2 separate regions of the Homo sapiens genome follow, and region 2 is linked to region 1. The links are chromatin contacts, found by Hi-C or POLR2A ChIA-PET in ENCODE. All regions are on one chromosome and are shown on one strand. Each heading gives the region's core, a stretch centred on a gene start or an enhancer-like site at or near the end of the contact. The rest is flanking DNA. Distances are from core to core; before and after follow the strand shown. Region 1 has its middle 33 kb from the start of NRAD1. Region 2 overlaps LINC00390 (long intergenic non-protein coding RNA 390).

The links. Hi-C counts contacts between places; a loop is a spot of excess contacts on that map. ChIA-PET counts read pairs that join two places held with the same protein, here RNA polymerase II (POLR2A). Pooled maps may share reads with other maps.
Region 2: a loop to region 1 is called in a map of left ventricle myocardium superior, with 5 times the contacts of the local background. The contact joins two enhancer-like sites. A Hi-C loop is called at or near these places in 25 of 168 maps with a recorded cell type or tissue (IMR-90, Right ventricle myocardium inferior, aorta and 15 more), 1 of 37 single-sample maps with no recorded cell type and 16 of 50 pooled maps. POLR2A ChIA-PET finds 5 or more read pairs at or near these places in 2 of 52 experiments (T-cell and activated B cell).

Annotation. Positions count from the first base shown.
Region 1 is chr13:44,052,521-44,057,701 of GRCh38, forward strand. No RefSeq gene overlaps it. Among named protein-coding and RNA genes, the nearest start is that of NRAD1, 33 kb to the left of the region's middle. Within about 2 kb of position 3,456, at least 3 of the 41 ENCODE cell types and tissues checked have a DNase peak (open chromatin) inside an H3K27ac peak, as active enhancers do.
Region 2 is chr13:44,126,536-44,131,502 of GRCh38, forward strand. All of the region lies in intron 2 of LINC00390 (long intergenic non-protein coding RNA 390), which reads right to left. The region is part of intron 1 of SMIM2-AS1 (SMIM2 antisense RNA 1); the gene reads left to right. Among named protein-coding and RNA genes, the nearest start is that of SMIM2-AS1, 18 kb to the left of the region's middle. Within about 2 kb of position 2,121, at least 3 of the 41 ENCODE cell types and tissues checked have a DNase peak (open chromatin) inside an H3K27ac peak, as active enhancers do.

The DNA of each region.
Region 1 (5,181 bases), core at 2,206-4,705:
TAAATGTTCACTCTGCATTCTGAAAGAAGAACACAGACTGAAATTTCATCGCCATTTGCTCTGATTCCTAACTAAGGTGCTCCTCACACAGAATCTCCAGGAAGCAGAGATGGATGGGTAGATTTTACAATGGAGAGAGGACCGGTCCACTCTCAAAGTTCCATCCTGGACATTGAATAGCATCTTGGGAGGAACCAAAATGGGATCCCACTCTGGGTAAGACATGATAACACCAGCAGTGAGATTCCTGTGGATAGGGGAGTTTTCTTGGGCAGGGGTGAAGAGATACAGAAGAAAAGCAGGGAAGTGTGAATGCTAGGGATACAAAGAGAAGCCCCGGCAGGGAGCCTCACACAGATGCTTAATAAATGCTTTTTGATTTGACTGAATGATCAAAGTGTGGTGTTAGCGTCAAGCAGTCTTAGCACCATCGCATATAAATGCCTTTGGCAATCCACATGTCGGTTTATCTGGGGGCGGGGGTCAGGCTGTCGGAAGGGATGCTGTGCCCTTGCTTGATGTGAGTGGGCAGCCAGGGCCAGCCGTGGGAAGGGATTGAATCGTGGCGTCCTGTTCTTGCAACAGCCACATTCCTCATCGGAAGCTTGTACTGAGTGTTTGTCCTGCAAGCAGGAGCAGTCTGGGTGCATTTTTGAGATTCTGTGGGAGTTGCTGCAACTCAGACCCTCGGTTTTCTGATGTCCAAAAGAAGGGCGATAGTAAACAAGTAATAAGTAATAGTATTTGTTTATGTACATAACTTAACTCATAAAATCGTGCGATGATTTTAAAAAAAAGCTTTAAACAGCAGATATAAAAAGATAAGGTCCTTTTCATCAGAGGGTCCTGCTAGAATCTTTTCAGGAGGTAGGAGGCGGCATAGCTGAGTGGAAAGAATGTTGACCTGATGGGCCAGAGAAACAAATTCATTTCCCAGTTGAGCATAAACAGTTGTGAGACCTTGAGCCTCTCAGCCTTTCTGGGTTCCAACTTTCTCATCTGCAAATTTAAGGTGCTGGTCTAGAAGATCTTCCACTTCATGTTTTATTATCCTACAGAGAATTAAGAAAGGAATTGAGAGCCTAGTTTCCCTGGGGAGGTCAGTTTTACTTCTGAGGCCCTCAGATAGCCCTCTAGACGTCTGGCTAAAGGACAGAGGCATTTACATTCACATTTTCAGGTTGTATTTGGGAAATCGGACTAAGGAACAATACATTTCACATGCTCAGAAGCACAACCCCAGGTTAAGAAGGAGAGGAAGGCACTGCCTTACAGCAAACATCCACCTTATCTCGACCCCTAACCTCTCCTGGCCACATACCCCTGTCTAGATGAGCCACTCGGGATGGCCAGTGACCAAATAGCATGTGCAAAAGGAGTGGGGACTGGTGGGTAGTGGGGAGGAGAAAGAGAGAAAAGACTTTTCTGGACCCGTGGTAAATATGATTTCCTTGGTACTGAATGGAAAAGAATAAGCACTGCTTTTGATTACTCAAGTCCAACTTTCAAGAGTTTCAACAACTTCAGTGGGAAAAAGTATGCATATGTGTGTATGTATGTAATGTATGTATATATGTGTGTATATGCATATACATGCACAGACATATGTATACACAACACATAAATACATATGTGTGCAAAGCATATATATATACACATACACCTGTATGTTTATAAATTTATATTAAAAATCTTAGGAATGGCCTCATCTTCTCACCAGTGGTCTCTTCTCTCTGTTTCTACATCTTAGTCTCTCCCCATAAGACATATACCCAGTGAAATTCAGACTGAAATGTACAGAACTCTCTTCTAGATATTCTTCTTGGTGCAAACACTCCCTCGGTCCATATCCCTGTCCTTGTGCCCCCATCATCATAAAAAACAGGGACAGAATTTGAGAATTCTAACAGTTTGGGAAACTGTAAATGCCCACCCTTTTTGCATTTGCCACTGTTTCCATGACAAATTTTTTTCTCAGGAGAAAAGAACATTTCTAAAAGATCAAAATTAAATCACTTTGCAGACTCAAAAAAGGATGGTGGCTCTGGGGAAGTATTAACATGAAATAACACTATTTGTATCTAAAATCATTTATACCATGCATAAAATTCTCCCAGCATTTCAAATTTGCTAAGTTTAAAGTTCAGTCTTCTTCTTGTGTGTTTCTTTCTATTGGCACAGAATACAAAAGGGAGAATAGCTTTTGAACTCTCCGGTGATGTAACAAAATCTGATTTCATTGATGAGGATCATTGCTGAGTGAGGTATTTTGTGCTGAAAAAGTAATTGCTAGTTTGACATAGAGAAGCCATATCTATATCTACACAAATGCATATATAGAATGAGTAATATACAGATGTGTGTATTTATGTATATCTGTGTGGATAGATAGATTGATAGATGGATAGACTAATCCCCATTCAGACAAAAGTCCTCTTTGCCTTCCCTATATTATTCTTCAGTTATGTACACAAGGATTTCACTATCATCAATCTACTTGCCAATTATTTCTATGTTTTATCATCAGTTTTGGTTTTCCTCCTAGAAACTGTTGTTAAATGATATGTGATGGATGCTATATAAGCAGATATTACTTATCAGCCTGGAGAGACAGGATTGGATATTTTTAGGAGATCTCATTAAGAATACATAGGCCACCACCACCACCATCAAACACACACACACACACACACACACACACACACACAATATATATATATATATCACTTTAACAGCAACAACAAAAATAACTCCCCTTTCCCAAGTCCTCGTCTTGTATTTCTCTGCCTGACCTTCCACTGAAACAATAAGATAATATTCTTATGGAATGGGATTCCCACTTGTGGCAATACCTTTATAGAGGGCATCAACAACTGTGAATGAGTTCATCACAGTTTCTGGGCTCTGACAGAGAGGGACCAATAACGTGCTACTGTCAACCAAAAAGTATCTGAGACAGGTCTAAATCAATTCAGAAGTTTACTTTGCCAAGGTTAAGGACAGGACCAGGAGAAAAGAACATGGAACCACAGAAACAGTCTATGATCTGTGCCTTTTTCCAGAGATGATTTTGAGGGTTTCAATATTTAAAGGAGGAAAGTGGGCACGAGTGGAAAGAGGAAGGGGATGGATGGTCACATTGCTGAATCCACATGTTGCAAGAGATAAAAAGCAGGTAGGAGAATAGGCAATTAATATTTGTTTCACATTCAGTAAATTGAGATAAGGTGAACATGGAGTAGCTACCCGTGGAGATGTTTAACCTTTTATCTGTAGCTGTCTGCTTAGGAACAAAAGGAAAGGCAGTTTCTTGCATGACTCAGCTTTCAGCTTAATTTTTTTCTTTTTGGCATAGTGAAAGTGTTAACTTTCCTTTCACACTATGAACCACTAAGTATCTGAAAGGAACGGGGCAGGGATCCCAGCTACTCGAGAGGCTGAGGCACGAGAATCACTTGAACCTGGGAGGCAGAGATTGCAGTGACCCGAGATCGCACCATTGCACTCCAGCCTGGGTGACAGAGTAAGACTTGGTCTCAAAAAGAAAAACAAAAAGAAAGGGACGGGGATAGGTGAGGAGAAAAAAAAATGCTTGTGTGGGGAAAGCAGTGAAGTAAGAAAAGAGAAAGAGTTAAAGAAAAACTTCATATTATCTAATGGAGTCTAACAGAAATTGAATTCAAACCTTGGCTCTTTCGTTTAGTGTTTGTTTTGTATACTTGAACCAGTTAGTTGCCTAATCTCTATGATCCTTAGGTATTTACCTGTAAAAATAAAAATAAATTACAGGCTCATGCCTGTAATCCCAGCACTTTGGGAGGTCAAGGTGGGCGGATCACCTGAGGTCAGGAATTCAAGACCAGCCTGGCCAACATAGTGAAACCCTATCTTTACTGAAAATACAAAAATTAGCTGGGCATGGTGGCACATGCCTGTCATCCCAGCTACTCATGAGGCTGAGGCAGGAGAATCGCTTGAACCCGGGAGGTGGAGGTTACAGTGAGCCAAGATTGTGCCACTGCACTCCAGCCTGGGTGACAGAGAGAGACTCCGTCTCAAAAAACAATTATAAAAATAATAAAAATATCTATATTACCGGATGGTTTTAAGGATTATGTGAAACTATATAATAAATATAAAACATATAGTACAACTCCTTTCAAAATAATTATAACTTTCGTCAATTTATAATTTCCCAAGGATAATCACTATGCCCATATAACTATGGAAAAATTTTTGAAATATTTCTGGTTTGAGGGATGATAATTAAATGAATTTTATTCTAAGAAAATAATTGAACATCTGAAGGGAAACTATCTACAAAACAATTCTTAACATAAATAACCAACAATGAAGAAACAAAAAGTAAATTACAGCAGATTTGTGTTACAATGGACACACTTCAGAGAGCTACACTATGCAAACAGTAACTAGAAGAAAGCTGAAATTATTGCCTTAATATCAGACAAAATAGATTTTCAGACAAAAAGTATTACTAGAGACAAAGAGACATTTAATAACAATAAAGGGATCAATACATCAAGAAGATGAAACAATTATAAATGTATAATTTATAATACATAATTTATACAAAGCCCCAAAGTGCATGAAACAAAAACTGACAGAATTGGTAGTAGAAACAGTTGGAGTTATAGTTGGCATTATAGTTTGGAATTATAGTTGGAGATTCACATACTCCTCTCTCATTAACTGATATAACAACTAGAAAGATTTAAACAACAGTATCAATCAACCTGACCTAATTGACATATACAAGGTGCTCCACCACCAACAGCAGAATGCATATTCTTTTCAAGTACACATGGAAAAATTTCCAATATAGATTTTATGCTAGGCCATAAAGCAAGTAATAATAAACTCAAGAGATCATTAAAATTTTAAAATTAAAAGATAATTAACTATGATTAAGTAGGATTCATTCCAGAGACGCAAGAATAGTTTAATATATGAGAAATCAATAAATGCAATGCATCACATTAACAGAAAGAAAGACAAAAACCGTATAATCATTTTAACGGAAACACAAAAACATTTGACAGAATTCAACATTCCTTCATGATAAAAACTCTCAACAAATTGAGTATAGAAGATATGTACCCCAACACCATAAAGACCTATTCAGGATGAGCCTGGAGTATCTTATAGTGCAAGAAAGTAAGG
Region 2 (4,967 bases), core at 871-3,370, 73 kb after region 1:
TTGTATCCCAACAATGCACAAAAACAACCTATGGTTATGCTGTGGCTGTGCTCTGGTGTGTGTTGTGTGAGTGAAGGGAGAAGTACAAGAAAGAAGGTGGTTCCCAGAGGCCTCCTATGTACAAGCAGGAAAATAGAAGGCAGGCAATCAGAGGAGTCAGGGACACTGCTCCAGGCCAACACGAGCCCAGCAGTGGAAGTGATGAAAAAAAGAGGGCTCTGTAGGAGACACAAGCAGACCTGCTTAGAAAACAGCACCCACTTTGGGCCTACCAATTAGCGAAAAAAGGCCCTCTCTGCTGACCAATTAGAACAAGGTTCCCTTTCATCTCGCTGACCCAGCCCCATGCTGCACACATCACAGGGGCCGAAAAAGAGCGGGTCTCAGCCCTGACTGCCCTGGCTTAGCTGAGTGCCCTTGTCAGAGCAAAACCCACATCATCACCCAGCCCCCTGGGCGAAGCGCTTAGTAGGGCAGCCCTCATCATAGCTCCCTTTATTTAAGGCCACTTTAACAAGTCATTAGAACAGATCCTGGTTGGTTTTATGACATCTGCCCACTAAGGTTAACAAATATGTCAATCAAGAGGATTATAATCCAAGGAGGGAAAGAAGGCAGGGTAGGTTATTTTCTGGTGACTTTCATATTACCAGAAATCCGAATTAAGAATTTCAGATTTTTCTTTTTTTTGAGACAGTCTTACTCTGTCATCCAGGCTGGAGTGCAGCAGCACAATCTCAGCTGACTGCAACCTCTGCCTCCCAGATTCAAGTGATTCTCCTGCCTCAGCCTCCCTAGTAGTTGAGATTACAGGCACCTGCCACCATGTCCAGCTAATTTTTGTAGAGAAGGGGTTTCACCATATTGGCCAGGCTGATCTTGAACTCCTGACCTCAAGTGATCCGCCTGCCTCAGACTCCCAAAGTGCTGGTAGTAGAGGCATGAGCCATTGCACTGCCCAAGAATTTCAGATTTCTTAACATTGTTTTCAAACATCACCAGTTCTCCAAGAAGCTATATACACTGGAGAAGAGCGTTTGAAAACAATTTTTTGTACCCTGTTCTTTTCTCTTTGTTAAAAATTTTAAATCTTTGTTTTGAAGTTTAACATACACACAGAAAAGTAAGTGCACAAATTTTAAGTGTACAGCTCAATGAAGTTTTACAGAATGACTACATCCAAGTAACCAGCACCCAAGTCAAAAAACAGAATTATTGCTAACATCCAGAAACCCTCTCATATCTTCTTCCAGCCACTGTTCCCTCTCCACAGGTAACCTCCGCTTCTAACTGCTAACACCCCAGGCTCACTTTGCCTGTTTGTGAACTCTACATAAATGGAATAATTTAATGGGTTCTCTTTACTGTCTGGCTTCTTTTCCTTAACTTTATATTTGTGAGACTGATACATGGCCTTGCCAATAGCCAATAGTCCATTTATTCTCATTGCTGTATAGTATGCCTTTGTGGGGATGTATCATAAATTATTTCATTCATTCTACTGTTGATGGACATTTGGATCATCTTCGGTTTAGGGCTAATGTGAACAGTTACCAGCCTGTTTTTAATGTTTGATTGTTATTTACATACCCCTGCCAAAAGCCGCACCAAATGTGAATGTGAAATTCAAGGGCTGATAAATTGCTGTGGCCGTAGGAAGCAAAAATAACTGTAAAGGATCTTTTATCTTGATTAGAAAACTTAAAGATATGTTACCGTATAAGGCAATTATATACTGTATAAGCAATTATATGCAGTTCATTGCATAATGCCAGTAGTCATTAGACAGTGAGAAGCAAACAAGATTGATGAATTTTCAGGTAAAGAATAGGGATCTATGTGATTCTGGCAACAGCTGGTCAGTTTTACCCTCTGCATTTAGCAGAGCTTGGTAAATTTTTTATGATATGACAATGTGATATTCCTAAGATTGCGCGTATAAACTGTACTGATTAACTTCAAATTCTGTGAGGTAGGTGGCAAGTAGCATCATTTTCATTTTCCAGAAAAGGGAGTTTAGACAAATTGCTTTCCCTCCCTCTCCCCACGCGCAGGACGGCAAGTCAGTGTCATGGCTACAGAACGCATAGGCTTCTGCCTGTGAGCTGAGCTTCTCCAACTGTCCTCCCCACATGTGCCCAATATGCAGCGGGAAGGCAGTGGGAGGAACTGCAGCCTTGAGGTGGGAGGAATTCTATTAATACCTTGGATATTTATAGTACTCTGGAGTACTTGGAGCATCTTTTCAGAAGAGCTGGCCAAAGTCTGTGACTCATATGCCAACACAAGGAGCAATGTCATTTTGGAGACAGGCTGTCACATGGCGCTTGCAACTTCCGAACTCCTTATAGGGGCCAATTTCTCACCCCTGGTTATTATGTTCAAGAAATTGATGAATTAATCAAGGAACAATCCTTGAAGATGTTTTCTGGGCATCTCCACACAGGCTGGCTCCATCCCAGGGGTTCTTTGCCTTTTGTGCTGTGAATTTCCTTGGCCATCTGGTAAAGGCTTACGGACTCCTTTTCAGAATATTGTTTTAAAATGCGTAAAATAAAATACATGGAATTACAAAGGAAACAAAGCATACTGAAATACAGTTATCCGAATTGTAGAAACAAAAACAAGTTTGTGATCTAATAATATGTGTGTTTCTTTGCTGACATGTTCCACAACCAGATCTAGAGGTGAGAAAAGAATTAACAAAATTTCAAAGTAATAAGTATTCACAATATTTGACAATACCTGCAATAATGTGATGTGATATTAAAATAATTTTCTTTCTATTGGTGACAGTCACAGATACTGCAACTACTTCTGCAGTTTGCTGCCTATCATCATAGTTGAAAGAGATTTAAAATTTCCATTAGAGGTTAGTAAAAACTTCAGAGGTATCTTTTTTTCCCATCTAAATTCACAGACACCTGAATTCTATCCCTCATCCCTGAAATCTATTCGTACCTTAATAACCCCAAAGATGGCTCCTAGGTTAGGTGCACACACACACACACACCCCTCTAAACACCATCAGCTATCTGAAACCTGGCAGCCTCTCTCCAGAAAGCTGGACTCCAGGCCAGTCCTGCGGCCAGGCCAGAGAGTAGGAAGTTAAGGGCTTGTGATTATGAATCTCAGATTCTGCTACTACTACCAAGTAAGAATTGGCCTCAGGTGTAATCAAGGTCAGTTCCCAGCATGGCTCCTTGTGACAGGGCTGAGTAACAGGACTTCTTTTCAGTGATGTTCTGGACAATTGACAAGTTCAGATGATACCCAGGAACTACTGTTAATATTAAGTTGATGCTCATTAAGTGGATGAAAGCATTATGGTTATTAAAGAAAATGTCCACATTTTTAAAAGATGCATGCTGAAGTATACAGGGGTAAATAACATATCTGGGTTTTATAATTAGAGTTTTTTTTAAATGCCTCTGGGTTAAAAAGGGGATGAATGAAGCAAAAGTGGTGAAAAATTCAATTAAAATTTCTGGACTCTAGATAATGCTTATATAGGGGCTAGTTATACTGTTCCCTCTGCTTTAGCTTATGTTTAAAACTTTTTCCTATAAAAACCTTAAAAATAATTTTGGACCAAAAAATTAGGTGGAGAATAGTTTTTTATAGCGCCAATTTGCTTTTTATGATAACTATTACTCAATTTAGTTCAACTTACAACGCAATGGCTAAATTGTATCATTTCTCATATAGTAAGCATATGAGTTTTAAAAACTGGTTTTCTCCATACCTTTTGCCAGTTGTCACGCATGCTCTCACCCTCCAAGAGTTCATAGTTAAGCTATGAAGACATAATGGATACACATGAGACCAGAGTTGGGAAACAATGTCAGATAGGGTATGATGTAAATGCCAAGACAAGTGATAAAGATGGAAAATGTGATACATGTTCAGGAAAAGGGGAGATCAGGGAGGGCTGGAAGGCAAGGCTGGTGGCTTTGAGTTGCAAGTTGTTTGCTGCCTATTGGTCTCAGCTTTGGATTCATTGCCTCTTTTCGTTTAGGCGTCTTTCTTTGCATTCATTTCTCCATGGTAGAATTCCCTCTGGATTCTTAAAGCTTGTAAGTGACAACCTTCTTGCTTTCGGTGTCTGCCTGTGCCCTTTCCTTACGAGGCTGTATTTGACACATACTGAGTCTCCATGGATGTGCACCCTCCATCTGCTCATGGCTGCTCCATCTCACTGTTCTGTCCCAGATGGTGAACTGCAGCCCAGGTGCTACCACCACCAGCATTCTTGCCCACTCAACCCAGTGTCCCCCTGGCCCTGTGTGGCAGTAATGTCTGCCAGGCAGGCAGCCAGGGAGCTAACATGCCCAGACCTGACAGTGGCCTCAGAGGAGAGCCCCTTCCTGCCGTGTGCTGGGGAAGGGGACAACTGTCAGCCATAAAGGAAAGAGTGGACACCTAACCAAGATAGGGAACCCAGCTGGTGCTGAAATCACAGCCCTTCAAATGGGCTAGAATGATCTCCCAAAACAGGAGAAAAAAAAAAATCCCTAGAAGCGATTCAAAAAGACCCAAGTCCAAATTCTGGATGATCTAAGTTGAAAAAAAAAATCCCGACATTGCCTAGGTCATTGACACAAAAGAAAGTTTTTCTTTGCTTTTTTTCCCCTTTGGCTTATTCTCATTCTGAATTATCTGAAGCACTGTGAACAGGTTACTTGGCCATGCTGAGTTGGCAAACAGATGAAGCCATGTGGGCGAGGAGGTGGGATGTACATAAGCATCTGCCATCCACATCACACTGGGAGACTGCCGTGTTGCGGTAGCCCTTGGATCCTTTCATGGCTTAGAACCACAGGTTTGAAGTAAAAAAGAAAACATCAAATCCATGTTACTTAAGAGTGGTAGGATTCAAGAAGACTGTCAGAACACATTCCCTGACTCACAGGCAAAACTTTAACCCAAGCAGTCATCCGTCTCTGGACCCTGCCTTCCCTGGGCTC